Linked DNA regions of Homo sapiens: region 2 is linked to region 1. The links are chromatin contacts, found by Hi-C or POLR2A ChIA-PET in ENCODE. All regions are on one chromosome and are shown on one strand. The core of a region is the stretch at or near the end of the contact, and the rest is flanking DNA. Distances in the headings are between cores, read along the strand shown. Region 1 has its middle 17 kb from the start of LINC01543. Region 2 overlaps KCTD1 (potassium channel tetramerization domain containing 1).

What was found. A loop is a pair of places that touch in the nucleus more often than their neighbours do. ChIA-PET counts read pairs that join two places held with the same protein, here RNA polymerase II (POLR2A). Pooled maps may share reads with other maps.
Region 2: a map of mammary epithelial cell shows a loop between it and region 1 (3-fold over the local background). The contact joins two enhancer-like sites. A Hi-C loop is called at or near these places in 3 of 168 maps with a recorded cell type or tissue (Calu3, PC-9 and mammary epithelial cell), 1 of 37 single-sample maps with no recorded cell type and 3 of 50 pooled maps. POLR2A ChIA-PET finds 5 or more read pairs at or near these places in 6 of 52 experiments (AG04449, GM12878, HCT116 and 3 more).

Annotation. Positions count from the first base shown.
Region 1 is chr18:26,438,760-26,442,145 of GRCh38, reverse strand. No RefSeq gene overlaps it. Among named protein-coding and RNA genes, the nearest start is that of LINC01543, 17 kb to the right of the region's middle. RefSeq lists a silencer at 535-735. Within about 2 kb of position 1,350, at least 2 of the 41 ENCODE cell types and tissues checked have a DNase peak (open chromatin) inside an H3K27ac peak, as active enhancers do; they include mammary epithelial cell, where a contact is called at or near this core.
Region 2 is chr18:26,479,571-26,482,904 of GRCh38, reverse strand. The region is part of intron 2 of KCTD1 (potassium channel tetramerization domain containing 1); the gene reads left to right. Among named protein-coding and RNA genes, the nearest start is that of LINC01543, 58 kb to the right of the region's middle. RefSeq lists an enhancer at 1,199-2,398. Within about 2 kb of position 1,909, at least 8 of the 41 ENCODE cell types and tissues checked have a DNase peak (open chromatin) inside an H3K27ac peak, as active enhancers do; they include mammary epithelial cell, where a contact is called at or near this core.

The sequences.
Region 1 (3,386 bases), core at 101-2,600:
AAACATTACTTTTTTATTTGGTAAATTATCTGACTTTTCAACATTAACATTTTTTTAAAAATAGATTCTTAAATTCTGTACTTCCTTCAAACAAAAAGCATTTGCCAGAAAAACAAGTCATTATGGCTCATATTTCAAAGATGTTTTACGCCTGGCTGCATGCTTGAATCCTGGCTATATCCAAGTTTTGGATAGGGCTGCCTCCTTGAAAAGCACTGGGAAATAACGACAGGGTTAATCAGAGTGATGGGATGGGGTGGAGAAAAGAAACTTCAACAGACTGATCTCTCCCTCTGCCTTTCTAGTCTGAATGCAGCTGATAAATGAGTTCATCTACCACACAAAATAGCCTTTGTTTCATTCTGTAGCTTTCTGGCTTTCCACTGCTAGGAAAAGAAAAGAGGCAGTATGGTTTGCCTCAACTTGCCTACTTACCACTGGCGCTTTTCATTTTTAGACTTACTATACAGTAAAACTATTTCCTGAAATTTGCCTTTATTTCAGTGTTAACCATTTCCCCCCAGCTTTCATTTTAAAATATTCAAACCTGCAGAAAAGTTGAAACAACAGTACAAGTAAGGGCATGCACTCTTCACTTGGATTCATCAGTTGTTAACGTTTCACCAGGTCTGCTCTCTCCTTGTCCCTGCGTATCGTTTCTGCTGAGCTATTTGAAAGTAAATTGCAGGCAGCGCAGCAATCACCCCAAGTACTTCAGCACGAAATCGCCTAAGAACAAGAACATGCTCTTAACTCTCAGTGTGATAATACACACACACACACACACACACACACACACACACACACAGTCAATATTCAAATTTCCCCAACTGTCCCAATAATTTTTTTTTTTTTTTGAGATGGAGTCTCACTCTGTCACCCAGGCTGGAGTGCAGCCGCACGATCTTGGCTCACTGCAACATCCGTCTCCCAGGTTCAAGCGATTCTCACCCCCCTAGACTCCCAAGTAGCTAGGACTGCAGACAGGCACCATCACACCTGGCTAATTTTTGTATTTTTAGTAGAGACGGGGTTTCGCCATGTTGGCCAGGCTGGTCTCAAACTCCTGACCTCAAGTGATCCACCCGCCTCAGCCTCCCAGTGTTGGGATTACAGGCGTGAGCCCAGTAATTCTTTTAAAAGCTCTTTTGTTTTGTTTGCTGACTCGACCCAGTCCAGTATCACACGTTGCATTTAGTTGTTATAATGCTGAGCACTTTTTAGCCCACATTAAACGTGTGTCTGATTTGTCACTCTCACTGATTAAGAAATCTCAGATAAATGAAAGCTTGATTCTGCAATTAATCCGGAAGTTACAACTCTTGAAGTACAGCCATGAGTATCAGAACATACTGTTCCAACGGCGGAAGTGGCTACATCATTAAATTATCCTGTTGAATAAATGACATAACTCATTCAGAAATGGAGCAGGGCATACAGGTAGGAAAAATGTTAACTGCTCACCACCTCTCATCGTCTGTAGTCAGGGACACAGACAGTTTGCAGCAGAGGCTGACATTCTGCCCTTGTCAAAGTCACAGACACTGGGAGCTAGGCATCTTTCAAGGTAGCTCTTCTCCCTCCCATGGAAGGCATCCCACGGAAGACCCCACCACGGTCTTCCAGCTTCGCCTTCAATGCTTATCATGGGTAGCCTGGAACCCAGAATGCCTGGGTTCCAGCTTAGCTATGTGACATTGAGCGGGTCACTTAAACACTCTTTAGCGGCCCAGCTTCTTTAGCTAATGAGAGCACACTGCCATCTGCCTCAACTGCACCTGAAGACTGTTAAGGGGAGCAAACAAGAAAGAATGTGGGAAGGCATCACCCTTCACCAGGTCAGCCATCACTGACTTGACAAGGAGCTTGCTACTGTCACGCTGGGTGCCTTTGCTGCCCTAACAGCTCTTCCCCTGGGTCCACTGTCCTCCACTAAGGAGAAAGGCATTGAATCAGTCCTTACTGCTTTCTTTACCAGATTAAGCAGCCCCATTTTCTTCAACTAAAATGCCCTTGATCTGGACACTGTACTCAACTTAGTGCAACCTAAGAAGCAGACACCACCCGGACCTTGGGTTTGATCAAGCCAGATATCCCCCATCCCTTGAGCAATTGATCATTTATAACCAAAGAAAGAACTGGCCCTTATTCCCCATGAAATTTCACAGGATTAGTGTTTTGGATGCTTTGGGGTTCTTCCATCTGTCCTCCAGGAAGCTATTCACTCCTTCAAGTCTTGAGTCATCTGAGAATTCTCTGAGCATGGCCTGTCCATCTTCATCCGAGCCACAGACATCACTGTTGACTTGAAGCACACCATCAAAGTTCTCCCTCTAGGATAATGCCAGCCTCTTCACCAGCATTACTTGGGTACGGGTGTTCCCAACAGCTGTGAACCCACAGGACTAGGCTATCACTCATTCATTCGTTCATTCATTCATTCATGCATTCAGAGCTGCTGAGCACCCACTGTGAGCCAGCCCTGCACTTGGCACTAGCCCCTCAAGAAAAAGAGGAGGAAGCTGGCGCACTTATGGCTTTTCCACTCAGATCCTCCTGATTACAAATCCCTGCATCCTCCCTTTCTATCCCTTTAGTATGTCCATCAAGAAGGAAATGACTTCTTTGGAAGGGCCTGGGCATCTGCTTTCTTTGATACACTATTCATAAACATTCAGGGCATAATTTATCAAGAAACTTGGGTGTCAGCTTAGACAACACTGCATCTGAGAACAGTTCCCTATCCCCTGCCCAACTTTCTGAACAGAACACACACACACACATACACCCTTTCCTCCACTGCACCATAAATGGAGAAGCTACATTTACCCAGGACACCACCACCCTCATTGATCGGCCCAGAGGGAATACCTGTGTCAGGTCTCTTACATGCAAATATATAATTGAGTCTAGGAGACTCATCTCTGTCTGGCTGCGCTGTCAAAAAGAGGAACTATCAGCCTTAGCTCTGTGGGCTGCCAAGTTCACGGGCAAGAGAAAATTCAGAGGCCGGGGTACAGCAGAAGCAGCAACAACAGCAGTTGATTTCTTGGTTCTGGTTGACTCCTGAGGCCTGGTGGGTCCCTGCTGTCACTTTTGTGAGACAGCTCTGTACTGTCGGAGTAAGCTCCACTTTCTTTAAGCTATATAAATTGGTTTATATTATTTGCAATTAAAAAATTCCACCCAGCAGGGCACGGTGGTTCATGCCTGTAATCTCAGCACTTTGGGAGGCCCAGGTGGGCGGATCACTTAAGTCCAGGAGTTTGCTAGCAGCCTGGCCAACATGTCAAAACCCCGTCTCTAGAAAAAATACAAAAATTAGCTGGGTGTGTTGGCGTATGCCTGTAATCCCAGCTACTTGGGAGGCTGAGGCACAAGGATCA
Region 2 (3,334 bases), core at 660-3,159, 40 kb before region 1:
TTTTCTCGCCATCCTCATCCTGTGGTCCATCTGTCTTTGCACTTCTTTCCCCAGCCTCACCCCTGAGCAGGATGTCTCCACCCTCTCTGGGTTGGTCCATCCTGCAGCAATGCAGATGAGCCCTCCCTCTGTAATTACCATGCATGGACCACAGGGGAGAGTTGAAAGGATTAACCTGCTGGCCTCTCGGTAAAGCCAGGCCTGGTGTCGAGTTACATGCCTTGGTTCATGAGGTGGCATGGGGTGCCCTAGACAGTGCAGCATGGGAAGGGTGGGGGGTACAGAGCCTAGAGCCAGAAGACAGCTTCGGCAGAATTGGCAGCCTCTTCAAGCTAAACTTCCTTAGCTGTAAAGTGACAAATCCCGTAAGAGTTTTCAGGATTAAGTGTAGGGACACAGCACATAATAGAACAAGAGCTGCAAGGTAAGTGGAGATGAAACCTCATGTGTACTACTCTTCCCAGAGGTTTCCATTGCCCTGAGAATCCTCTTTCCCATCCCTCCTTAGGCCTCTTTATGATTGTACCAGCAGTTTGAAAGGAACCTCAGGAGTCTTGGGGTGTTTCAGTTTGGTTTGGTTCAGTTCAGTGTAGGGTATCTTCTCAGTCTACCAATGATTTCCTTGACCTCATTTTAAAGATTAAATGAGATATAAACCCTTAAAGCAGCCAGCTCACTCTTTGGCACATAATGCTATTCAATGAGTAGTAACTGGCATTAGAGCCATTGTCCCCCGTAAGCTTGAAGTTGACCATTGTGCCAATCACCACAGGGGCAGCATGGTGGGGTCTGGAGCCACCTCTGTGTCTACCCAGCCATGCATCCTTGAGTGTTACATATTTGTGACTCGGTGTCTCCATTTGTAAATGAGAGGCTGAACTTGGTTGTCCTGGAGATCCTTCACAGTTTAAGAAAGTATGCTCTGACACTTCAGAATGACAGGGTCTCAATTGATGTTGACTTGCCTCCTCGTTGGTCTCTCTGCTCAACCTCCTTTACACTGGTTCTCAACTCAGTTGAGACTTGGAGAGTTTTTTTTAAAAAAAATACAGATGCCTGGGCTTCATTCCCAACCAATTACATCAGAATAGCTGGGGATGGGGGCCCAGCATCATTATTTTTTCAGAGTTGCCCAGGTGATGCCACTGTGTAGCCAGGGTTAAGAACCACTGCATTATGCAAATGATGTAGTCAAAGCAAGGCAAAACAGACAGGATTTGGATAAGCCAGAAGCTGTGTCTGTGAGAAGGCGTGATTTCAGATGTGGCACCTTGACTGTCTCACTCCTAAATGTGCTCTTTTACTTACTGTCCCTGACAACATAGCCTGACACCAGTCGCTATTGCCCTTGAGACCAAATCTAAACTCCTTGACCCGGCTCACATGGCTTTTTACGATCTGGCTTCTGCTGCTTCAGCCTCATTTTTCAGCCAGCCTGACTACACCCCAATAGAGAGTAATCACATGGCAGGGTTTGGCTACAAGCCTTTGTATCTTCCGCACCCTTCTCCCTGCTTACCTAACCTTACCTCCTGCCCCTGTACCTGGCCAACTTCTTCTCCTTCAGGTCTCCAATGAGCTTTCTCTTTCTTCCCTGCCAACCCCAGATTGAGTTAGGTGAGCCAGGTGCACCTCCTGAGCCCACTGTGCACACCCAGTGACACACTTGATCACACTGCACTTGACCCACACTCCCAGCCCCGACGACTTAAATTCCACAAAAGCAAGGACTGTGGCTTATTTACTACTGCATCCCCTGTATCTGGCATAGTGAGCCCCCACTAATACTGGTGGAAAGAGTGAATGAGTAACTGAATGATTACACAAGAAACAAAGAAATTCTTAAGAACCTGAGTCACAGGAAATTAGAGATATCAGGTCCATAAAATGAATGAATACACAAGAAAAAATTCTTAATGAATGATTCACGCTAAGCCAAATGTAGGATCCTAGCCCCATACTCTCTTTGACTTAAGACCATTCTTTAATGCACAGTGTGGACAGCACACGATGCCAGGGAGAGTGGAGAGAACCAGACTCACTTCCCACCAAATGGGCTTGGTTTCCTCAGAGATTAGGTCTTGCATTATTTGCTCTATAAACAAGAGTAATCAACAGAGTGCTAATTTTTTTTTTTTAAGACAAAGTCTCGCTCTGTTGCCCAGGCTGGAGTGCAGTGACATGATCTTGGCTCACTACAACCTCCATCTCCCGGGTTCAGGCAGTTCTCTGCCTCAACCTCCCGAGTTGCTGGGATTACAGGTGCGTGCCACCACGCCCGGCTAATTTTTGTATTTTTAGTAGAGACAGGGTTTCACCATGTTGGTCAGGCTCGTCTTGAACTCCTGACCTTGGGATCTGCCCACCTCAGCCTCCCAAAGTGCTGGGATTACAGGCATGAGCCACCATGCCCAAGCCTCAGAGTGCTAATATTAAAAAGCTAATATTGAGTGGAATTCAGTATCTGTCATTTTTAATGAACTTTTTTTTAGTGAACATATTTTGAGTGAACTTTCCAATCTTATTAGTTAATGAAATATGTACAGTAAAATAATACAGTGTTTGAGATTTACCTCAGAATAACCAGTGGAAAGGAGAATGAGGCATAGAGGTAGAGTTGAAACAAAATTAACCAGGAATTGACAGCTTTTGAAGCTGGTTGATGGTCATATGGGGGTTCATTCTATTATTTTCTCTGCTTTGGCATAAGTTTGAAATTGTTCAAAATAAAATGTTTTAAAAAGTAAAAAAAATAGTTAAAATAGTAATGATCATCCTTAAAAAACAAAAAGAAATTGGTGGAAGAAAGTCGTTCTCAGCATTGCCACTTGATTCAATGAGTGAAAAAAAAAAAAAAAAAAAAATTCCAAAACCAGCCATACATCGTCTGGAGCCAGCTTGGTCTTGGCTAGTTGGAAAACAGGAATGTTCTCCAAGGTTAGTAAACTGTAATGAGTTCCACATAGTTTTCAGGCATCAGAGTTTACAAATCACTGCAGTTTGATTTGTAACTCCATTCACATGTCCACAAGAAATACAGCCTGTGCCGATTTTCCCCATTATTTGCTTAGCCAAACAATACTTTTCCACAGCACAGTCCTGCCAATCTCAAAAACCACCCAGGGACGCCATTTTACGACCCTTGGCACCACGTGCCCCCTCCACTGTGTTTTCACAACTCCAACGTTCCTCCTTTTAAAGTTGGCAGAAATCAGCAGCCCTGCGTTTCTTTTTATTACTCCCAGCGTTTGTTGCTTCCAATGGGGAACGTTTTCTTCTCTGAGAGGCTTTCACCTCCGCCAGGCCTGTGCCTCCGCGGCCCAAGCACCCTTCC